Regions from separate parts of the Mus musculus genome. Here regions 1 and 3 are each linked to region 2. Evidence: chromatin loops called from intact Hi-C (ENCODE). Cell type or tissue: left cerebral cortex. All regions are shown on one strand. Region 1 has its middle 30 kb from the start of Gm14169. Region 2 holds the start of Gm34111 (a long non-coding RNA gene). Region 3 holds the start of Dlgap4 (DLG associated protein 4).

Region 1 (8,000 bases), 120 kb after region 2:
GTTTGGTACAAGTGGTTTGGTTGGGAGAAAGGAAATCAGGAAAGGGAGGGAAGCTACTGTGTAAGCCTCTTGGGTGGGTGGGTGGGGCTCTGGTGTCCTGGAGACCCCAGGCCTTGTGCACTTAGGCAAAACTGGGCAGAGCCACAGACACTGAGCCAAACACATGGTGAGGACCAACGGGGTGGCTGTGGAGTAGAACTCAGTTGCTCTCCCATGAGTGACTTGTCAGTTATTCTTCGGCTCTGTGTGTGTGTGTGTGTGTGTGTGTGTGTGTGTGTGTGTGTGTGCAGGTGTTCCTGCAAGTGCGTGGTTTGACAGTCAGGTTTGATGCAGTCGGACTCTCTGTGTTCAAAGTCAATCACTTGGAGACTCTTTGGGCTCTAGGGATTATTTGTGCAACTCTTGTAAGAAGCTGCAGGTCTGGGTGAGAGTTTGGAAGCCACTGTCCAGCATAGAGGTAATGAGGACCCCACATGTCCTGGAAATCTTTTACCCTAGTCTACTTAAAGTAGGCTGCAGGCTCTAGGCCCTCTGGTCTCTAAAGTATCAAAGCTTCCCGAGTGACAAGAGCAAAGAACATTCTAGGGTCCCCAAGGCTGTGTCCCACTGGGAAGCCTAAAAGTGTCTACAGCTGTTGTGGTATCCACTCCCTGAGCCCAGCCTCCTCCTCACCTCTTAGCAGCCGTCTCTGAACAGAGGCTGTATAGCTCCCTATGCTGCCTAAGGACCAGTTCTGCATAGCAGGGTGGACAGCCACACACAGCAATGACAAAGATGATGTTGATTGACACTTGAGTGCTTCCCAAGATGGACAATAGAATCTAATGTTTGCTTAGCACTGTGTAGCTTCTCAAATGCTGCCCCAGACAGTAAGATTTAGCAAGTGCTACTAAGTGACTCCTGGTCACAGAAATAAACAAGACGGACATTGTCCCTGCCCTCAGGGAGTCCATGTTCTAGTAAGAAAGATTAGAAAAGCTGGGCCGTGTTGGCAGTGCTCAGGAGGCAGAGGCAGGCAGATCTCTGAGTTCGAGGCCAGCTTGGTCTACAGAGGGAGCTCCAGGACAGTCAGGACTGCACAGAGAAACCCTGTCTTGCAGAAGAAAAAAAAGGCTAGTAGGAGCAAGAGTTTCGTCAGTGTGTGAGGGGAAGTAGTGGGTTCAGGGAGCACCAGCCAAGCATATGGCCTAGGCTTTCAGAGAAACTGCCCTCTGCCTTCGCTAGCGCTCTGGTGCTGACAAGGCTGAGTGAAGCTCCCGCTATTTTCCAACAGTCAGCAGGAGGTCAGGGCAGCGACTCTGCTTTTTCCTCTGTGTGTGCACACAATGTGAGGGGCAGAAGTGGGACCCTCTGACACGGCTGACTGGAACTGAGGCTCTCCTCCTGGGGTTTGTGGTGGTTTTTAATAGGAATGAACCCCATCGACTCATGTGTTTGAATTCTTGGCCCATGGGGAGTGGCACTATTAGGAGGCGTGGCCTTATTGGAGGAGGTGTGGCCTCATTAAAGGAAGTATGTCACTATGGAGATGGACTTTGAGATTTTATATATATATAATATATATGTATATATGTATATATACACACATATATACATATGTATATACACACATATACATATGTATACATATACACATATATACATATATGTATACATATGTGTGTGTGTGTGTGTGTGTGTGTGTGTGTAACTGTAGGTCGGCCCCTTAAAGCTCTTATAAAGTTAGTCTTTATAAGAGGTACCCTGATGATGGTGTCTCTTCACAGCACTAAAACCCTAAGTAAGACAGGGTTCACCAGGCTTTCAGCCTGCGCCTGGCCAACACTTCCCATGACAAGTCCTTGTGCATCTGTCTTCATTGTCCCCCTCATACCCGAGTGCCCACCTTGCTTTGTTCCTTTGTACAGCCTAACCCCCTCGAGGAACCACTGTTCAATAGTAACTGTCATGGCGACAGGGGAGGTATCAGGAAAACACACATGGCTGCGGAGACAACTCAGCCAGCAGAGTGCCTGCTGTGTATGCCTGAAGGCCTGAGTTCAGCCTCCAGAACCGACGCAAAATCAGCTGGGCGTGGTGGTGCATGCTGTCATCCTAGTGCTGGGGAGGCAGAGACAGGCAGAGTCCTGGCCAGCCTAGCCTAGTGTGCTCCAAGCCTATGGAAGACCCTGGTAAACAGCAAGGTGGTGGTTCTAGAGGAATGGCACCTGAGGTTGATCTCTGACCTATACATGCATGTGCACATACATGAGCACATACATGTATCCACACAACCCACACACACATACATAAATATAGAAAAAAGAAACCATCATGACCTTTCACATTAAGTGACCCCCTCTGACCCTTCAAGGCCAGCAGGCACACTGACCCCTTCTGCAGGGAAAGGCTTAAATCCACTTTGGCTCCAGGGCCTGGGCACAGTGGCACTCCTGACACCACAGTGGACCTTGCACTCATAGCCTGCAGCTCCAGCACTTAACCTCTAGCCCACAGAAGCCTCTGCTGCAGCGAGATTCCTGGACTCAGGCCTTGGTCAGTTGCTTCCTCTCTGCCTGTCCTCAGGGCAGCATGAATGAACTGGCTCATGAATATGCAGGCCCAGCGCTGAGTGCTCTTGGCTAAATAGGATCACAATGCGGGATAAATTAAGCATCAGGATAAATGCATTAAAAATAACAGTCGGAGGAACATGCTGTTCACGGAGGGGTCTGGAGGGGGGAGGGGGCAGTGGGGGAAGCTCCACTGGGCGCTGCCAGCCAGCCACTCCCAGCCACCCCCAGATGAAGTTCCCTTCCGTGGGGGAGGACCCTCCCCATCCCCGCTCCGTTCCTATGGAGACACGGAGTGAGTTTAGGAGGGAAAACCGCCTGGAGATGAGTGATACGGGGAGGGACTAAGAATAGCAGCCAAGGATGGGCTGGAGCTGGGGACCAGTGCCCATTGGGTCTTTTCCCGGATATAGACTGGAGGGGGACTGACACTGTCTGTCATTGGCACCCAGAGAGACGGAGTTGGAAGAGAGCCACTTCTGACCAGATGAAGGGTCAAATCCTGTTGGTGTCCTTGGGTGAGAGCAGTTATAGGCACAGAGGGTTTCCATAGTGTCCACCAAGGGAAGATGGTACCTGCCATCTCTTTACTGGTGGGGACAGGGACACTCAGAGGTTCATGGTCACCCACCCAGAGCTGCACAGCTGGCACTGGCTCAACAGCTTGACTTTAAGCCTGTCTGAACTGCATTCCCAGCTACTATGTCACAGCTCAGCTGCATGCCACCGTCTGCTGGGGACTGTCCTACACACATTCTGCAGAACCACACTGCAAGCACTTACACCAGTCACACGGGGCTCCTAGGGGAGTGAGCTTCGCTGGATGCAGACAGTGGCACCCAGCTGCGTCTCTCCGTTCGGACAGCGTGGGTTCCAGTTTAGACCAGAGGAGAAGTTTTGGGAAGCCAAGAAGGGCTCAAAAGATTGAAAGCCTTAGTAGAACCACAGTGGCTCTAGGTGACAATTGCAGGCTCTGAACCCAGCTCTGCCACCTGCTGGCTGAGACCCGAGGCTAATGACTTTTCCCCTCTACCTCTCCATCTGTGAGATGGACCGTCTGCCTCTTGAGACTGAAAGCGAGGGACATCCGGGCACACCAGTACCCACACATATGTTGGAAACTGCTAAGTGTTGACTATTAATATTATTTTTTTAAGATTTATTTATTTATTATATGTAAGTACACTGTAGCTGTCTTCAGACACTTCAGAAGAGGGAGTTAGATCTCCTTACAGATGTTTGTGAGCCACCATGTGGTTGCTGGGATCTGAACTTAGGACTTTCAGAAGAGCAGTCGGGTGCTCTTACACGTTGAGCCATCTCACTAGCCCCGACTATTAACATTCTTGTTGTTTGACCTCACTTAGGGGCCATGCTCTCTCTCCATGAACACCCCTGGCCGAAGGAGGCAAGGGTGCCTGTCTTTCAGTCCCTATCCTAAGTCCCTCTATCTCCCGTAATGAATGGTGGGAAGCTACTCTGTCTCCATGGTCACACCTGGGCTCAAGCTCCTCCCATCTCTCCCAACAGCCTAGAGCAGAGTCGGGAAGGAAAGAGGCCAGGAGAGAGAACCCTTCTGAATCAAGCCATAGAGGGCAACCTGGCTGGGGAGCAGAGCAGCTGTCCAAGGATGCCTCTGTAGGTGGGAGGTAGAAAGAAGGAGGCTCCATCCTTGCTGCCATCCCTTCATCTCAGGAGGACTGGCTGGATGACTCCAGAGGGGATGAGCAAACAAAAGAATGCCAGGAGGAACACAGTCAAAGAGACAGAAGTGCCAAAGTCTGGTTAACACAGGGCCTGTCTCTAGCCAGCGTCTGGCACTGTTTGGCCTCTTTGTCTATATACCTGTGTACAGTCATTGGCGCTGGGGCTGCCCTGAGCCCTGCTGCTCAGGGCAAGAATGGAGGGTGGCTCAGGGAACCTGTGAAGGGAGAGAGCCAGAGAGAGACTGTGTGTGGTGACAGCTGCCAGAAGCCTTGCTCTCTCAGTTCCAATGCTGTCACAGACACTTCTGGCAGACCTCAGGGAAGGTCATCTGTAGAAAAGTTCCTTAATCCAGTGTGTCAGGGGCACAGAGCCTACGGAGAGGAGTGAGCGAGAAACAGAGATGCTTCTCCAACCACTTTCATTCACGAGCTATTTATACTTGTGCAAAATGAGAAATCTAGTTCCCAACAAGGAGAGTGGTTACGCCAGGGTAAACACACCCCACAACACTGCAACTGATAAGGTACTGCCGGGAGTGCCGACCTACTGGCACGTAGCACATTCATAGTCAAAGTCTTATGAAGCCTGCATAGTGCAGTCCTGCTACATGAGCCTGCATACATACACACGCCCACGCGCACACATGCACACATGCACACACACACACACACACACACACCCATGCCCACTCCCATACCCTTGGGTACATCACAGCAGAATAATTAACCACATCTTGGTATTAAGTTTGGAGAAATGAGCCTGGTGGTAGTGGTATTGCACACCTTTAATCCCAGCACTCTGTAGGCAGAGGCAGGGAAATCTCTGAGTTCCAGGCCAGCCTGGTCTACACAGCAAGTTCCAGGATAGCCAGAGCTACACAGAGAAACCCTGTCTCAATAAAATAAAATAAAATAAAATAAAATAAAATAAAATAAAATAAAATAAAATAAAATTGCCAGGTGTGGTGGTGCACGCCTTTAATCCCAGCACTCGGGAGGCAGAGGCAGGTAGATTTCTGAGTTCGAGGCCAGCCTGGTCTACAGAGTGAGATCCAGGACAGCCAAGGCTATACAGAGAAACCCTGTCTCAAAAAAAAAAAATTAAATTAAAAAAAAAGATTTGGTGAAATATATGGGTTTTTCCTTATCTATTTTCTATTTTTTTTCCTTTTGAGACAGGGTCTCGATATGTTTTTTTTTAACCTCTGGTTGAACTCCTGGGCTTAAATAATCCTCCTGCCTCAGTCTCTCAAGTAGATGGGACTTACAGAACCTGGCTGATGTTTCTTTATTACATAATTATTCTATGGCCATCACAGAAAGGAAAGTAATAGAATTATGTGTTTTTAAATAGAAACCCGGGGCTGGGAATATGATGAATTCTCTTGCTTTGGAGGGTGGGGGCAGAGAGAAGATCACTGGGGCTTGCTGGCTCCACAGTAAGTATGAGACCTTGTCTAAGAGCCTAAGGTGGCGCATAGAGAGCAGAATGCCCCGTGTCCTCTGCATGCACAACTGCACACACGGGTACACACTACACAGGACCACACACACACACACACACACACACACACACTGGGGACAAGGGCCCTCTGACCCATAATTCAAATTCCAAGAAATTGTCCTAAGCAAAGATTTAGGACATACACTGCAATTTCCAGTGCTACAGATTGGTTGAACAGAGTGGCATAGTCACATGCCAGATGCCACACAGTCCCTGAAAGCCACGATGAAGAACTGCAATTGTTGACCAGGAACGATGCATGACTACAAGGGAAAGCAGGCATTAGAACATCATGTACGGAGTCCGCCCATCTCTATATGTGCTTGGTCCTGAGCCTGGAGATGCTCAGATGCCGATTCATTCAGCTCACTTACAGGAGTTTTTTTTTTTTTTTCTTTTTGCCTTCCTGTTTATTTTACCATAAGAATGTCTTAAAACAAAATTTCATAAGTTATTTTTAAGAAGAAAAAGAACCTACACTAAGAGGTCAGACCTTGGACAACAAAGGCAGGACCTGTACTCCTCCAGGCTGGGGGAGGCTGGAGCCTTTGGGGAGGGAGGGGGGGTCAGGGCTGCTGTGGTGGTGCCCTGTGCCCTGCGCCTGCGCCTGCTCCAGCTGAGGCAGCGCCCCTCCCCGCGGGCACTCTCTGCCATTCACCCTCTGGAATTAGCTTGCAGAGACCGTTTTTAGGAAGCCCGTGGGTGGCTGGAAGCAGCTTGCGAACAGAGCTGGAGGCCGTGAAGAGCTGCAGTGAGTGCCCAGGAAGGCGGGCAGAAAACAAGGGAAGCCACTGCTTTCCCAGGGTTTGATTTTTTTTCAAAAACAGCTCTCCAGAAAGTCCTTGTTTTAGCCTAAACACTTCCTCTCCCATCTCCCACACTTCCTCTGGGCCTCTAGAGAGAGGCTGTGTCTAAGCCTGTGAGACCAAGACCCTCAGTGCTTCATTCGACTTGCTGTGCAACCTTGCACCACTCACTCACCCTCTCTGAATCTCATTTTCCTCTTCTCTCAAATGGAACTGGAATGGATTCCAAGTTCTGTTCCCATCTGGAGGCCCCTTGGCTTCTAGGACCATCTTGGAAAGGTGACTGGACCAGATGTCTCCAAGGCCTCTGCACAGCCTTGAGATTCTGAGGTTTGTGCTTGGAGGTCTTAGTGTACAGTATGCTGGCGCGAGCTTCAGGGTTTGGTACACTGTGGCTGGAGAATGCTCTGACATTAAATTGCTAGGATTTGGAGCCATCCCTGGCGAAGCAGCTGCTCCCTGTGCCCGTCTGAGCTGTCTGAGCTGTCTGAGCTGGCCCCGATGCAGCCTGTAAACCCCAGCACTTGGGAGGTTAAGACAGGAGCACACAAAAAATTGAGACCAGCCTAGTCTTACCTTATTGAGTCTCTGTCTCCAAACAAACCAATTAAACTAGGTATAGTTGGTGTCTGCCCGTGAAGTTCAAGGCCCTCCTCGGCTAATTTGTGAATTCCAGCCAAGGAAAATAAACCAATCTGCCAAATAGTCAAAGACTACCTCTAGCTGAGCCTTGTCTTCATCAGGGGTTTAGGACTGTCCTTCCCAGTCAAGACATGGAACCCCAACCTCTCCCCTTCCCTGGAAAGTTCAGGCTTCAGGCAGCTTCTCAAAGTAGACACAAAAGTGACAAGCCACCAGCTCACCATGCTGGGCCCCACCATCTGTTTACTGAGGAGCAGGGGCTCTAAGGAAACGTTTATGGTTGCCTTCCAGAAGGGCAGAGGGTCTCAGAGGTGTAACAGGTGCCAAGCTTCCACGTGATAGAGCCAAACCTTGGGCCAGGCACGATGCTCCAGGGGGCTCCGAGCTTTGCTGTCAGTCCCCAGGTCCTAGCAAGCCATGGGCAGGGACGGCCGTGGGAAGAGGGGGTAGTCATTCCATGAAAGGGGTCCCCAGAACAAGGTGTGTGGCTCCGGGAGGTGTGTGCCTGTCTGTGTGGGGCTTGGATGTGGTGCCGCCTGGGTCTGCCTATGAGTTCTGGGGTGTCTCTCTGAAGCAGTCGAGGGAGGCAGATGGAGGCTGTGCCAGGGAACCTGCAAGAAGAAATGGTGTAGAAAGCTGTGCTCCCTTGCGACTCTTCCCTTGCTCTTGTGTTAGTTGTGTGGGCCTTCAAGGTCCCAGGGCCCTGCACTGGGTGAGCTAACCTCCAGTCCCCACAGCTGTCTTGTGCTGCGCGCCCCGCGTCCCCCCTCCCAGCTCAGGGCTGGATCCT
Region 2 (8,000 bases):
CTAACCGGGCAGCATGGCCTCGACAGCCCTGGGCTGGCTTAAGTATGCCTTTCCTTGTCTGCATTAGATGGAACAGCCTGGGTGACAAACAGCCTGGGTGTATCCTTTAGGCTAAATGCCTAGATGGTTTCTCACACAGTTGAGAAGGTGTTTGGAAAGGTTTGAGCCTGTGCTGCCATGGTAGCTATGAGACACACATGACCATGCCATTTAGGTTTAAATCAACTAGAATTGAATAAAGTTTGGTAGACATACTAGTCATATTTCACTGGGTCAAAAGCCACATGGGCAGGCATGGGTTGTAGACCATTAGCTATCACTGCAGGGAGTTCCACTGGACAATCTGTTAAGATAAAAATCAGGCCACATAGCATACCCAAAATACATCTACAGAGGACATTAAAGCATAATGTTACCTTTGAAAGCTGAAAACTAAGGAATTTTTGAGTCTCTGTGACTGCCCAGGGCAACAAGGTCTTGCTTTGGGTCCGCACCATAGGAACAGAGCTCTGAAGCAGACCGCCCAGGTTTCAACTGTGGGCCCATTGTCTCCCTTACAGTATGAATGTGGGCAAATCATCTACTCTGTGCCTCAGTTTTCCATCTATAAAATGGGGCTGATAACAGTATTAATTTCAAAGTGCCATCAAAACTAAATGAGGGCTGGGTATAGTTGCCCATCTCGGAGCTTGGGATGTAGAGGCAGGGGGATCAGGATCTTAAGGCTGCATAGGAAGGTTAAGGCCAGTCTGGGATATGAGACCCTGTCTCCAAACAAAACCAAGATCACACAAGTGAACTCATCACCTGGTCACAACGGAGTCCAGGAAAGACTCACTGGTCACACACACCTGATAATGCAGGAAGCTGTGTGCAATGAACAAGTACTTATAAATGTTTGTGCAGACACCTCCCAAACTGATAGGAGGTGTCAGGTAGTCCGTGTGCGTCTCCCTGAGGGCTTCCTATGCACAGGTGCTTCTGTGCTTGTTAATGTCAACATGTTTCCATACACCCATGGGAGCTGCAGGATAGAGATCTGCCTGGCCTACAGGGCACTCCTTACAGAGTAAACGCACCGTTCTGCAACATGGGGAGGGGCACAGCAATACCATGGTGGGAATTAGGAGACAGCCAGCACTAGCTTTGCCACCCTGTGTTCTGTGCCTTGGGAGACATGCCCACCCCTGACCAAGATGAAAGGCTGGGTTCTGGGTACATTTCTGTTGAGGTTTGGTCTGTTGCTGTGTATTGTAACCCCCCAGTAACTGTCGAAGCCAAAGAAAATAACCATGGTCTGAGTCTCATTCATTCCTAAGCTAGACAGGGGATGTGATGGTTTGAGTATGCTTGGTCCAGGGGGTGGCACTATTTGGAGGGGTAGTCTTGTTGGAGGAAGTGTGTCACTGTGGGCATGGGCTTTAAGACCCTCCTCCTAATCATGTGGGAGCCAGTCTTCTCTTTGCAGCCTTCAGATGAAGATGTAGACTCTCAGCTCCTCCTATACCATGCCTGCCTGGATGCTGCCATGATCCTGCCTGGATGATGGACTGAACCTCTGAATCTGTAAGCCAGCCCCAATTAAATGTTGTCTGTATGAGTTGCCTTGGTCATGGTGTCTGTTCACAGCAGTAAAACCCTAACTGAGATCGGGGGGGGGGGGTAAGTTTAAATTGGGTCAACTGCACATTTCCTGCCCCTTTTCTGGCCTTGGAGCTGAGAGGCGAGGGCCCACTCCAGGCACGGGTGTCCAGAAGAAGTATAATTCAGACAGACACAGAGACAGCCACAGCCACACTGGCATCACACTACCAACTTTTATAGAGTTAAAAGCTTCCATATTCACGCCAACACCCCACATCCTTAAAGGGTCACTGGGACTCTGGAAAGAGGAAAACCCAGGGACCTGAACCTGTTAGAGAATGTCTCCAAGCCTCTAACCTGTCTAAACAGAAGCCTTCCTGGTCTCACGCAGGGAGAGAGAGGCAGAGGGTGGGTGGGTGGTTCCTCAGGGAGACAGTCCATCACCATTCTCACTGCAAACCAGCTTGGGTGCGACAGACCAACCAGTTCCCCTGGCCTGACTCGGGGAGGCAGGAGACCTCATGGTTCTCCTCCACTGCCCTGCTTCTGCTCCACTGCCCTGCAGCGACTTCTTGTCCATCCACAGAGCCTCACTGTGCTTTCCAGTTGTAAGAACAAAGTAAGACACAGTGAAGCGATAGCTCAGGTCAGGACATGATGATGTCACCTCACCTCCATCCTCACGCGGGGATGGGGGTGGGCTGCTGGCTAACACAGCTCTGCTTGGACTGAACCCAGGCTGAGTACCTGGACCCCTCCTCTGAAGGCTTAGGACCCAGCCCTGTACTCTGGTTTGGGGATCAACACTGGCGAACATACTGACCTGTTGATCATGGCCAAACAACTGGGGGATCAGGGAAGCCTGTCCAAAAACCTGTAGGAGAGAGAGGGTGCAGTTTACAGGAGGGCCAGGCCTAGTGCAGGCTACTCAGGATGCTTCCTTACCCTGGATGGATTCTGTTTTGAAGGAGTTTTGCCTGGCTTCCTCAGGGACGGAAGCTCCTTCCAGGGCTGGCGGTATGGAGGACATGTCCTCTGCACCCTTCCTGACACACGGGTGCTTTGCCTACTTCTTTTCTCTTGGGCTGGCAGCCCAGTCAGAAACACAGGTCAGAGACGGTACCCAGGACCACCTTTTCCTGGACAGTAGGCAACTTTAGGGTCACCTATGGCAGCTTGAGACAGTCAACCTTTTAGGGGTAAAATTTTGGGGAAAGGAACCCTGGATTAGATGGGAACTTGGGCTGGAAAAGGAACAGTGGGTGAAGTCTGTGGGGGGACCCCCAACACGGCAGATTCCAGATGCCTTTCTGTATAAGGGCAAAGACATTCTGGGTACCTGGGGCAGGCAGGGATGGAGATAGAGTATGTGAAGGACAGCTATGGAGATGGAGGCACACAGAAGACCTGTGGAAAATGTAGTGAACAAGGGGAGAAAAGGGCAGAGAGGGAGCGAGGGAAGAAGGGAGGGTGGGAGAGAGAGAGACAGACAGAGAGAGAGAGAGAGACAGAGAGAGAAAAGAAGGAGGAGGAGGAGGAAGAGGAGGAAGGGAGGGAAGGAGACAGAGACACTGACTGACTGACTGACTGACTGACTGACTGACTGGAGGGGACAGACACAGTAAGACAGGAGAGAGCTGGTGAGATGGGTGAGCCTACACATGACACGTCTACTGAGAAAACACCTAATGAGCCTCTGCCTGCCCAGATGATGAACCTACAGGGAGCACGAGTGTGTAGGGAAACCCTGGCCTCAGGAGGAAGCATGGCACAGGCATCAGTGAGCTAATCTGATTCCAGGGACCAGGGAGTGGTAGGTTAACGGGGGCCTGGGAGCAGCATCAGGGACTGCTGTATGCAGGGTGACCAGGAAACGCCTCTCAGAGGGAACATCTGAGACGTGGAGGCAGCAGCTGAACAGAGCTCTGGACAGACAGCGATGCACCGCACCGATCCCTCTGTCCCCCCCAGTCACCCTCACCTGGCTGATACAGCTGGAGTCATTGAGGCTGTCACTGATGGGGTTGTAGTCGTCTTCCCAGCTGGGGCACTTGGAAGGCAGCAGCATGTCCACTGAATCCAAGCGGTCCAAACTCCTGGCAGGGAAAGGGGTAGACAGGGCTCAGCCTGGGAACCGAGGCCAGGATGGAGAAGACTGTCCAAGACTATTCAACTGCTGAGGGCAAGTGGAAGCGCTGCCAGCCTGGGCAAGGTGGGGGGCTCCAAGCAAAGGGAGAACTTCCACCTTTGGGAGACCTAATAAAATAAATCAGTGGCAGACAGCCTTCGCCTGTCATGCCCACTGTGGCCTCAAGGTGGCAGCATATGCTTGCATTTGCCTGTTTTAAACTGGAGGCCATGCAACCTAGTCAGCCGCTTACAAAACTGAAAATCAGAGGTAATTCCAGAGACTAGACAGAGGTGGGTTGAGGCCAATAGCCTTGGTATTTACTGGAAAATGCCCGAAGGTCCTCAGGGGCCACTGTGACATCCAGATACGGACCTGCTGCTTGCCCTGAGGACCTAGTTTCTCAGTCTTTCTCATATTACCTACCCCTGGACCTCCCCAGCCTTATTCTAGGTCAGTTTGGGCTCCTGATATAGGGCTTGGATTAGCCTCCAGCTTTCTGTAGAGTGCCTAGCGAGTCACCACCTCTTGCTCCCACTTCATGGTCCTTATTTACGGAATGGGGGTGACACATTGCTAGCCCTCGGGTAAGGACTTCAGGCTGCAGATGCAGGCCAAGCACAGTAGCCAGCAAGGCCAGGGTCAACGGACAGCAATCATTACCATTACTCTCACCTGTCATGAAGGGTAACGGACCCTGGGGCAACTCACCTATGCACATGGCTCCTGCGGCAGAATTTAGCTAAACCAGTTCCCCAAATTACCACTATGAGCAGGGCTTAACTGTAAGTGGGCTGTTTGGGAGACAAGTTGTTAGCAGGCAGGGCTAACCTAAGCATGAGAAAACTCTTATAGGGGGATAGTCACTAGGACTTGCATGAGAGCCGAGAAACAGGGTCCATCAGCAGGCCAGGGTTCTGCTAGGGTGGCCAAAGTGAAGGAAGGCGAGGCTCCCGAGACACAGGGCATGCAGTGTGAGGCTCACCTAAGGGACACAGCTGATCTAAGGTTAGGACTGCAAGTTCTGAGACCTTCCTCGGGTGGAAATACTGTCAGGACAGGCTCCCATTAAGTTAAAGTGGTGGCTTTTACAGGGTTCAACTCAAGGGGCGTGACGTACACGAAGGGGTGGGGCTCTAGCGGGGCTGTCATTCTAGACTGGAACTCACCGTCGAGGGTTGCTCTGCTCTCCCAGGGACTGCTGCGTAGCCCTCAGGTAGCTCTGACGCCGCGCTGCAGTCTTGGGTGAAGGTTTGGGGCTACCACCCCCAGACTCATCACTGTCTTCATCGCCCATGGCCTTGATATAGCTGCCACTGCGCATGCGCCGGCACGGGATGGGCCCCTCAGCGGTGCTATCCATGTCTCGAGGGGATAGCAGCGTGGTGCTCCACTCTCCCCCTCCGCCGGGCACCTGGAATATCCGAAGACAGGGATTCAGATGGGACCTAGCAGCCAGCCAGGTTTCCAGCCAGTCACTCAGAGAATAGAGTCTCGCAGACCCCTCCATTTTCACTTTGAGCCTTCTCTGCTGGCTTTTTGTCCTTGATCACCCAGCATCAGCAAGCCCTGGGCCAGGAAGATTACCTGAGTTCTAGAGGCCTCTTTGTCACAGCTTGAGTGCCTGGCCTTACCCAAGTCCATTTCCTTTCAAGCTGGGTTCGTTCCAGCCAAACTCCCCACTCCTGTGATCACTGTGGTTTCTCTGCAGCTACACTTACCCGGCACTCCTTGTGCCCCATCTCCTCTCATGACACTCCAGGGGATGGAACAGGAGCCCATAGTGAGAGGGTTCCAAAGGAAAGAACTCTCCCACAAACAGACCCCAAGATCTGGAACCTGAGCCTGGATCTACAATGGCCATTAGAGGTCCCTGGATGGGGATCAGAGACCCCCCCTAGTACATCAACGTGTTGCCCCAGAATCCACGATCTTTGTTCTAGACCCATCCGTGACAGAGGGGAGTGCTGTGCACAGCTGGTCATCCTGTTCCAAGTGGCTCTTCCACGTCTGTCACTGTCAGCTGCTCTGGGGTAGTAGGATGTGCAGTCTACACTCCCGTCTCTCGACTCACTCTTGGATACATGGTCACGTTGGGCACATCGTGGCATTTACATGCTTCAGAAGCTGGACCCATGTCCTGTGTGCATCTCAGCACACTGGAGCAGGCACACGCCTGGCCTGCTCTCCCATGCTCTTCAGCAGGCACTCCCAGCATGCTTCACACCTTCTCAAGGACACACTAGGGGCCTCATCATACCCTTCCAACAGAGATGACCCACGTGGAATGCCCCTGCGCCGCCACTGCGCCTGGGCACTAACACTACGTCATAAGACTGCCACCACACAGGGGGAAGCTGCTCTCTTCCCAAAGAATGCAGGTCTGCAGGTTTCTGGGCACACAAGCCCTCCATCGGGGATTCAAGCACATACTCCCTGATCAGTATGACGGGATGGTACCACACCCTTCTTGTACCTTTGATACTTGTGGCTACCTCCTGTTGAGGACCTACTCCTCAAACTCAGCCTTCCCTCACACCCCAGCCGACCAGCTAGTCACCAGGACCTATGACTTCTCCCTCCCAGGTCACCAGCTGGTCCATCCCTCAGCGAAGGGGACCCTGAGCATCTCTGCTCAGACCTTGTGGCCAGCCCACTGCTCACTCTATTCAGCAGGCAGCACAAGCCCCCAGAGCCCAGAGTCCTCTCCTGGTGTCTGGAAAGCATTTCCTACATCAGACCCAGCCACACTGAGTGGAGAGAGTGCAGGCCACACACTTCCCTTAAATGTCTAAACTAAGGTAGCAAACAGGCAGCCACAAAACCGCTCAATAGATTTAAAAGGTGGCCTCAATTTCAATTTCCTGCTACTGCAAAAACATGCTCTTCCCCCACGGTGTCACTGTCCCTGGCATTTTATATAGAAGGACAAGAATGTGAGCTTTGTGGCACCTTGGAGTTCATCTTTTCATAATGCATCTGATGTGATTTCTGCACACCAGCCAGGCCCATGCTTGCACACACTGTGGACAAAGTGCTCACTACTTACAAGAGCAACCCCTTCCATGTGTGACCTGTTCCTGTCGTTTCTACCACTGGGCTCCATCTACCCCCCCCCCCTGCCGCCATGGAGAACCCTGCCCTACCTCACTGTGCAGCGGCAATGCTGAAGCCAAGCCTTCAGCTACTCTTGGGTAGCAAAGCTTTACCTTATGAATTCCTCAGGACAAGCCTCCCTCTACCCCCATATACCAGGCCTTGGGACTGGTGGCCTCACACTGACCCCCCGTCTGTTCCTGGCCTGCAAGACTGTGGTGTGCTTATTTCTAGCCGTGGTGACTTCAGTACCCATGTGTCCATCTACCCTTTCTGAGCACTTCCTCCCCGCCAGACCCTGTCCTGGGCATTGGGTGGACATATGGCTGTATCCGCTGTGGTCTGAGTCCTTGAAGAGAATCCAGTCTCATGGGAGTGGCAGGAAGATGACCATTAGAATGTCATGTGTTGGTCCAGTGAGGGGTAGGGATGGCATAGCTTCTAGATCTGTCATCTAAAGGGCAGGGACATAGTTCAGTCTCTCTGGGACTGGGTTCCTGGGGGCCTAATTAATACACCTGCTGATAACATTGTGAGGACAGATATCCTCTTACTAACAGGCCCCCGACCTCTGATTCCACAGTTGAGCAAAGTAACGTTCAACATAAAGCCATCTCACCAGTGAATCTGTGCTCCAGCTGGGACTCCAAACCATAGCCACCCTGTCCTGCCCTCACCCTGCCTACCCCACCCCCACCCTGCCTATCCCACCCCCACCCTGCCTGCCCCACCCTCACCCACCTGCCCCACCCCCACCCTGTCTGCCCCCCCCTGCCTACCCTCCCGCCCCGCCTATCCCCCCCACTGTTTGCCCCCCCTCACCTGCCCCATCCCCACCCTGCCTACCCCTCCCTCACCCTGCCTACCCCACCTATCCCACCCCCACCCTGTCTGCCCCACCCTCACCCTTACCTGCCCCATCCCCACCCTGCCTACCCCACCCTCACCCTACTTGCCCCATCCCCACCCTGCCTGCCCCACTCCCACCCTGTCTGCCCCATCCTCACCCTACCTGCCCCACCCCGACACTGCCTGCCCCACCATCACCCCTACCTGCAGGTAATGGTAGGCCAAACCCTGGTGGCAGGATTTGGACTTGAGCAGGCTCTTATCCAAAGTGGCTGAGGTCTTCTGGCAGACCTCATGGGCATGACTGAGGGTCAGAGTGGACCAGGAACCACGTTTGACATAG
Region 3 (8,000 bases), 93 kb after region 2:
CACTCAGGAGGCCACCTCTCTGATTAAGACGCAGGCTGCCTTCCTGGCTTTATGAATGCCTGTGGGGTCCTTGGCCGGCAGTGTCCTGCTCCTTCATGCTCAATTCACTCACATCCCTGAGGCCCCCCAAGCCCAGAGCAGCACATGTTCTTGGGGACAGGTTTCCAGCACCCGGCAGCACGGGTCCCCAGGACAGGAAGAGCAGCAGGTCACGTACCAGATCTCCTCTGATTTGATTCTCTGCACCACCCCCGCCCCCCAGCACTAAGCACTGAGTGGAGCAGGAAACACTAGTGGCCCAAAGAAGGAATGGCAGGCAAGAAACTAGTAGCTAGCAGACTCCCCACTCCCATAAATGCAACAAGAGGTAGCTAGGTAGGCAACTGATCTGAACCCACGAAGTGATGCAGAAACAGGTACCCAACCACGGGGCCACAGGAATGCCCAAAGATGCTGGACCTACCCACGGACACACTGGGATTTTAGAGGCCACAGACCTATAACTTCCACAAGTCTGCCAAGTGCCTCTGGGTGTACAGAGCCAGCTGGAGCCAGAGGAACCCATAAGGACAGTCATGTGGGCAACTGGACCTGACCAAGTATCCTCTGTGCCCATCCTCCACTTGGAATGCCCCAGTTCACACTCACCCATTCATTCAAACCAAAAATAAATAAATAAATAAATAATAAATAAACAAGAGCAAGTTCCCTCAGCCAGTCAAGACCCGTCCTCAGCACAAGGAGGCTAATGGGAAGGTGTGTCGCCGCCCCTCCCATGTCAGTCACAGCACAGAGGTCTTGGGGCTGTGGAGATGTTGACAGGGACACAGTGGCCTGGGCACGGAGGAGGCTTTTTTCCAAAGGCAATGTTCAGGATGAGGCCAGGCTGATGAGTTAAGTAGGTGATGTGGGTGGGGACTTGGGGGAGGGGGTATGGGCAGAGGACCCAGTATGCTCAAAGACCCTGAGGCTAAATGCAACCTGAACACAGTCCAGGAACTGAAAGCAGGCCAGGGAGACCAGAGCCAAAGTGAGAGAAGATGGGGAGCAAGATGCAGCTGAGAGGTAGCTGCTGCGGGGAGGGGGCTGGGCTTCAGGCTGGGAACTATGGACCAACTATATGCTTTCCAAAAACAGAAAATCAGAATTAAAATTTTTTCATTCCCATTTCGGAATGTTTAAATGAAAATATACTAAAGTCCACTGGAGTTCGGGAACGCTATTTTTAAAATTTATTTTATTTTATTTTTCAAATCAATGAGTACTCATCAATTACAGTTGTAGGGGAGGGGCGAGACCCTGCTCTCTGCTGGGTAAAGGGCAGCGGACAATATCCCTCAGTGTGTAGGTACGCTGGCATTTATGAAGCCAGATGCCTGTGAGCCACAAAATCCTAACAAGATGCCAGTGGGTGCCCCGATACACTAGATACGTCACTGAGTCCTCTGAAAGCTCCCAAGTACACGTTCCACCCTCAGCCCCTGAGTGCTGCGCAGCCTTCCTTCAAAACAGCAAGTTCGGCTGCCAAGCAGCCGTGCGCCGGCCCGGGGCACAGCCCTCAAACCTGCAGCTCATCTCTGGCTGACACCAGCAGGATAGTCCTGGGTACCGGGTTCTGTAAGTCAGTCATCAGGCCCTGCCTACCCCACACTTTCTCTTGACTCGGGGCCCTGCCCACCTACCTCTCCAGTGCCCAGCCTAGCTCCACCTGGCCTAAATGGACGAGGGCTTCGCGGACACCACTCACAGGCACACCGGGCATTGCCCAGCTTCCGGAGAACCCACACACTCTATCCCACCCCAACCCCAATACAGACACAGGCACACACGCCTGCCCCACGTGCACAGACAGCATCGTCAGAAGCTACTGGGAACATACTCGGAGCTTGTTGAGCAGTCGCTGAAGCCCAGCTGAGGGGGAGGATGGCCCCCCAACCCGAGCCTCGGCTATCAGCCCGGAAGCCAGCTCTGCGGCCCCACCCAGTCCCGCTGTCCTTAACAGTCTGGCTCAGGCCCCTCGGACCACCCTTGGCCCAGGCAGCCCACAGTTTTCTATACCAGAGGAAGGGGAGAGAGGTAGCCACCTGAGGGAAGAATTCCACAGACTCCTCCAACAGGCATTCTGACATGGTCCTGTCTGGTGAAGCCACAGAGGCAGAGGGACCGGACCCTCCCCCACCGCACAGGAGGTGCCAAGAGTAGAGGCGGGGCAGTCCAGCCTCCTTAGGGCTGGGGACTGCAGCCCCCTCCCCCTCTGCATTTTCTACTTCCAAGCAGGTGGAGGTGCTGGGACATTCCCCCCCCCCCCATCAGCACAGTCCTCCAAGCGTAAGGTTCCCCATCCTTTGGGTATCTCCGCCACAACTGGCCTTCACCCACCCACCTACCCACCACCCTTCCCCCATTTCATTTTCCCCCACAACATCAACAGTCGGTGACAGCCCTTTCCGCAACACAGGCAGCATAGAAGAACGCGAGAAAGGAGATGGATGAAGGGCTGGATGGGGAATCCGACAAGGCAAGCTCTGCCCAAGGAGGCCCAGGGACCATCACTTGCCCAGGTAGCACATGTCCCCTCCCAGCAGGCCCTGCACATCTGGACCCAGCTGGCCTCCGCAGCCACCTGGTCTATCCTCCACCCGCTCTGTACGCGAACCCCCGTTCCCGCGGGGCGCCGCACGTGGGGGCCTCCCGTGGCCATGTGAGCGGCCCCCCCACAGCCCAGGTGCCAGGGTCGCTCGGCCCCTCCCGGGCAGACGAGCGCTCCGGGGGCGATGCGGCGCGGGGTCGCCCGCCCCCTCCCCGGATGCCCGGTCCCGGGGAGATCCCGGGAAGGGAGTACGAGCGTGCGGCAGGCTGAAGGCAAGGAAGCCCCGGCCGCCCGGACACGCGGCTGGGAGGGGGCTGCCGCTGCCAGCCGCCTGCGGATGGAGGGCCGGGAACCGCTCCTGCGCCCCGGCCAGGGAAGGGCCGACAGCATCGGAGGGGCCGGCCCGCGTCGGTCCCCAGGCCCGGGCGCCACTGCCCGTCAGAGGATCCGGGAGACCCCGTCGCTGAGCGCATCTGTCCCGGGGTCTGCCCGCGGCTGGGGGCTGCCCCCGATCTAGCCTCGGAGGAGGGTCTTGACGCGTGCCACCCCCGCGCGCTCACCTGCGCCCTGCGCTCGACCGCCTCGGTCCACTCGGCCTCTGCGCTGCGCCCGCTCCGCTCGCTCGCTCGTTCCGCTCGCTCTAAGCTTCGCTCGCCTAGGCCCCGGCCCCGGCCCCGGCCCGCGGGCGCCCCATGCCTCTCCTCCGGCCGGCGCGGCGCCCCAGATGCGGCTGCGGGAGGAGGAGCCGCGCGGCCCCGGCTCCCCGAGAGCGGCGGGGAGGGGGCGGGGGGCGGGGAGACGCGCGCGGGGGAGGGGGCCGCGCGGCTGCGCCCAAAACCAGGCGCGGATCAGGCCGGGGGCCCGGGGCTGCGGGGGACCGCGGGGGCCGCTCGGGGCCCGGCGCGCCACCCCCGCCGCCCGCCCGGGGAAGGGAAGGGGAGGGGAGGGGCACCGCGGCTGCGGACGCTGGGTGTGTAGCGGAAAGAGCGCTTGGGAATCTGCGACCGATCGTCCAGAGAGGGCAGACTACCGGAGCGAGGTTACACAGCGCTGGCCGCGGTGGCGCGCGAACTTGGAAACCTGGGTTATTGAGTGGGTCGGCAGGAAGGTGTTTTGGCTGCGTTCACTGTGGGGTAGGAAAACTGAGGCACGGGAAAGATGCGGCTGGTCTGGGTCTCGCTGCGGGAGTCAGGCTTCTTCTCACCCCTCTTTCTCCCGTTAGGGTTCTTGCCTCTAGGATCGGGTGCCCCCTCCCGGTGACCCGCTTCCTGGAGAACCCTTGTTTTGGGCAGCAGTACCTGGCTGGCTAACGCATCTCTGGAATTCGTGGCCGGGCACCTGTCCTCCCTCTCACGGGGGCTCTGTGATCACGGACCATAGTCCGTGCTTCTCCCTGAGCTCGTTTTTCTACCCGCACAATCGGGACCACATAAGCATCTACCTCCTTAAGAAACCGAAGAGATAAAGAATAGAGGTAAGCTCTTCGTACTGGATCATGGCATTCAATAGGTGTCAAATGGATGTGCCTCCTCCCCTGGCTCCCACACAGCTGTCCCTGGAGAATACTAGGTATGCAACTGAGGCTCCTCCAGGCCTCTTTCTTCTCTTCCACTGCCTGCCCACCCTCCTCACATCTCTACCCCACTATTCTAGTCCTAGCCTCTCCTCTTGCCTGAGCCTGCAATGCCCTCCCACCATCTCTCAGTGACAAACTCCTACTCATCCCTCAAGACCCAGAGCAATTTCATGTACCAGCTTCTCACACTACTGGCCCACCCATGCCTCCCTTCAAAAAAAAAAAAAAAAAAAAAAAAAAAAAACAACCAACCTTCCCTTTCTCCCAGGGTTTGTGCTGTTTGGACTCCCACCAACTACAGCTACTGGCCCAGAGGAGATCTGCCATGACCCATGCTGCAGGAATTGGCTTCCTGGCTAAGATAGGCAGAGGAAAGGTCAGTTTGGAGTCCTAGAGGAGGGTGAAGGGCAGGAGAGGAGGGACTGTAGGTTCAGGCAGCTGTCACTGGAGAGGAACAAGGTCCCTTCCCTTGGGTAGCTAAGAAGACCTCTATGGATTCGGAAGCCTCTGGCAGGGCTGAACAGTGGCCTTGCACTGTGTAGCTGGCTAAAATGAGCAGGTGTCGACCGGCCTCAGAAAAGGGTTTCAGGGCCTTGTTCACCGAGGCTTTACAGCAGCACTGACTATAAGTGAAAAGCTGATCACAGTCTAAACAGCCGTTTGTCTGGAGCCGGGTAAAACAGTGACCACAGAAGGCTGTCCCCATGCCACAAGCCTCAAACATCTGTTAGGACGGGTCACAGAGCCACACTTGGCTTGTGAGGACTCAGAGATGGATTTCATGACTTGTGAGCTTCACCTGAATTCAATATGATCTTTAAAATAATAATAACATTAACAATAATAATAATAATAATATGTAATTGGATTTTTAAAAAAGCAAGTTGCAGCTGGAAGAATCGGACACATAGTTGGAAAACAGACAACATAAGGCTATGCATTATTTGGGGACACTGGCATATGTAATATAAGAATACACACAGGAGTGATGAATAGCAGATTTTGACAAGTAGTGGCCCCGAGGACAGGTGATGGGAGTGTGGTAGAGGCTTCAGTGTCCCTGAAACAGTGTGCAGTCTCAAGTGCCTGTTGTGCTGTTATCTAGACATTTGTAAACCAGATACATTTATATTGTGATAATACTTCTTGTTACAAGTCAGGCAGTGTCTAGGAAGGGAACAGGGAGTGGATGCGATACTGGTTCTTGAGCAGGGTTGTGGCGTGGACAGTGACTGGGAGAGACAGGAAAGGCCAGAGAGGCTGCTGGGGCTGTGCAGGGAAGAGGTGGGAAGGGGAAGACTGGAAAGAGGAGAGAGACTGAGAGAAAGAAACCACAGGCATGCTTGCAGAGGTAGGGGTCACAAGCCCACATGGCCACAGACAGGGCCTGCACAGGGCGTGAGTTCGAGTTACAGGGGTCTGCTACCCTCTGCACCAGCAAACTGTCACCCTAAAAAAGATGTCCCTATGAGGCCATGTCTTCTGGTTTTGCTGAGAGAAGCTAGCAATTCGGACATTTTAATTCATCTTTAGTTAATATACAAAATAATGGGCTCATGATGACATTAAACATTATCTCTCTGTACCTCCCCTCCTCCACCCCTCCCCTTGCCAGCCTCCTACTTCCTCTCCTTTCTGCTTTCATGTCACATACATATAATGTGCATATATTTAAATGTAGATTCTGCGTATTTGAGAAAACACACACTGTTTGTCTCCTCGAGGCTGCTCTATTTTCTCACCACAATAATCCCCGGGTCCATCCATTTCCCTGCAAAGAACATGATTTCACTGTCCTTGTGACTGAATGAAACTCTACTGTGTATATGCCACCATCACACACACACACATACACATATATATGCATACATACATATATACATTATATATGCATACATACACACACATAATTTAGACTGTTTGAAAATGTAAACATTTCCTTTAAATGATAAAAAGTGAGTTAGAACATATTTACTACTGTGGGATTGAGCCATGCAGGACTCTCCAAGTTCCTTGGTTTAGGCGGGGCTCCCAGGCAGGAAATGAAGGGACAATGACACCGAATTTTCCTTTCTGTGAGGTTAAAGAGCAGAAGTCTAGGCAGGCTTCCTGAAGGAGGTGACAAGGAGTGACACAGGGAGATGCCTCCAGCTGAGAAAACAGAAAACACAAAGTCAGTGTTGGGCTAGGTGAGAGAAAGCATCAGGAGGTTCACAAAGGGTAAACATGTGGTAGGCATGATGCCTGTGCTTCTTAGCTACTGGGGTCGTGAATCAAGGCCATGACCATTTGTCACTGTATGCCCACAGACCGGCAAAAATGACTAGGACAATCGCAAAAGTTAGCGAAGATGAAGCTCAGAGGCAGCCCTGACATCCTATTGGAAGGAGGGGGAGCTAGACCACCCACAGGATCCACCAATCTCACTGCTGCTCCACATACAGCATCCCTTCAGTTCCCAAGCAGGCCCCCTCAGCAGGACCCTGGAGTCTGAATGCCTACTAAGTTCCTAAGGAAGCTACCCTGTAGGTCCCCACGCTACAGTGAGTGGAGGTGGGAGATGCCCAGGAAGGTGCACAGAGACCTTTTGCAATGCAGAAGACCTGAAGGCAGTCCAATTAGCAACCGCAGGGAGGGTAAATCAATGAACAAGTGAACAGTGATATAGACGCCGCGGCCGTAGAACAACGGGATCAGGATCACACCCAACATAAACAGATTCCAATCAACAGTCACTGGACAAAAGCCCGCACAAGGTGGTAGCTGTGAGCATACAGTAACAAGCAGGAGCAAAGGCATGTCATCTTGATACTCATACATACAGTGACACTGAGAATGAGGTGGACCAGGGAGAAGCTCACTTAATACGGTGTGTTCATTCTAAACCTATGCCCGCACCAATGCTGAAGGGCACCGTGGAGGCAGGGTTGTTAGCTCCGAGTGTCTGAGATACTAAAAAAAAAAGGGGGGGGGGGAGGAGGAGAGGGCTGGGGAAGCCCAGTTGGTAAAGCGCCTGCTGTCTGAGCATCAGGACATCAGCTCGGGTCTCCAGAATCCATGTAAAAAGTGGGAGAGGGGAGCAAGGATGGGGGATCCCAGAAGCTTGTTGGCTGGCCAGCCTAGCCAAGTTGATGAGCTTTAGGTCCAGGGAGAGACCTTGTCTCAAGAAAGGAACATGGAGACTGACTAAGGAAAGACCTCTGGCCAGACACACATTCATAGGCATATGCACTAGCACCCACATGTGCATGAGCACTCCACACACAAACCACATATCTCCTGTCTCTCTCTTTCCCTCCCTCCTGCCCTCCTCCCCCCTCAATACAACATCAACAACAATGACAACAGGACCCCGGGGAGAACGCTCAGATGAAGAGCTTGCCACATGAATTGAGGACTGGAGTTCTGATGCCCAGAACTCATGCAAACCAGGTGAGGTGCTGTGAGTCTGTAATCCTGGCACTCCACAGCCAGATGGGAGGTGAAGACAGGGGGCTTAGGCACCAGCTAGTCCTTCGATCGCAGACGGTGACGAGAGAGCCTGTCTCAAGCAAGCAGACGCTGAGGGCAAATACGTCGAGTTTATAATTAAAACACTTAAAATGGAAATTCATTTATATAATAAATGACTAAGTTTAAATCTGATATTTATTTGTGTATGTGTGCATGCGTGCGTGTGTATCCAAGAAGCTAGAAGAGGATGTTACGTGCCCTGGAGCTAAAGTCACAGGTTCTAAGTACCCAGCATGGATGCTAGGAACTGAACTCTAGTCTTCTGGAAGAGTCACAAGCGCTTGCAACCATCACTCTAGACTCAGAATGTATTATCAAGAG

What was found. A loop is a pair of places that touch in the nucleus more often than their neighbours do. Peaks named below come from ENCODE experiments on the same cell type or tissue, not always from the same donor. Only the 100,000 strongest peaks of a DNase experiment are listed, where the experiment ranks them.
Region 1: a loop joins it to region 2, with 6 times the contacts of the local background. A loop is called at or near these places in 11 of 42 quality-filtered maps.
Region 3: it touches region 2 in a loop (4-fold over the local background); 15 of 42 quality-filtered maps call a loop at or near these places.

The regions. Positions count from the first base shown.
Region 1 is chr2:156,579,881-156,587,880 of GRCm38, reverse strand. No RefSeq gene overlaps it. Among named protein-coding and RNA genes, the nearest start is that of Gm14169, 30 kb to the left of the region's middle. In left cerebral cortex, CTCF peaks have their summits at 3,549 (motif pointing left) and 6,382; DNase peaks (open chromatin) are centred at 4,790, 6,476, 6,978, 7,707 and 5 more places; H3K27ac peaks cover 2,971 bases.
Region 2 is chr2:156,701,536-156,709,535 of GRCm38, reverse strand. It overlaps Dlgap4 (DLG associated protein 4), which reads right to left. Exons shown (of 13, transcript NM_146128.6): 3 at 7,862-8,000; 4 at 4,882-5,126; 5 at 3,566-3,680; 6 at 2,408-2,458. It overlaps Gm34111 (a long non-coding RNA gene), which reads left to right and starts at 1,535. Exons shown (of 2, transcript XR_375168.1): 1 at 1,535-1,566. In left cerebral cortex, a CTCF peak has its summit at 3,896 (motif pointing right); a DNase peak (open chromatin) is centred at 3,906.
Region 3 is chr2:156,609,009-156,617,008 of GRCm38, reverse strand. Dlgap4 (DLG associated protein 4) reads right to left here and starts at 3,312. Exons shown (of 13, transcript NM_146128.6): 1 at 3,151-3,312. It overlaps Gm14169 (predicted gene 14169), which reads left to right and starts at 3,587. Exons shown (of 4, transcript NR_040372.1): 1 at 3,587-3,723; 2 at 3,813-4,064; 3 at 4,435-4,542; 4 at 5,782-7,811. In left cerebral cortex, CTCF peaks have their summits at 287 and 3,846 (motif pointing left); DNase peaks (open chromatin) are centred at 2,603, 3,376, 3,818, 4,222 and 4 more places; H3K4me3 peaks cover 3,401 bases; H3K27ac peaks cover 2,649 bases.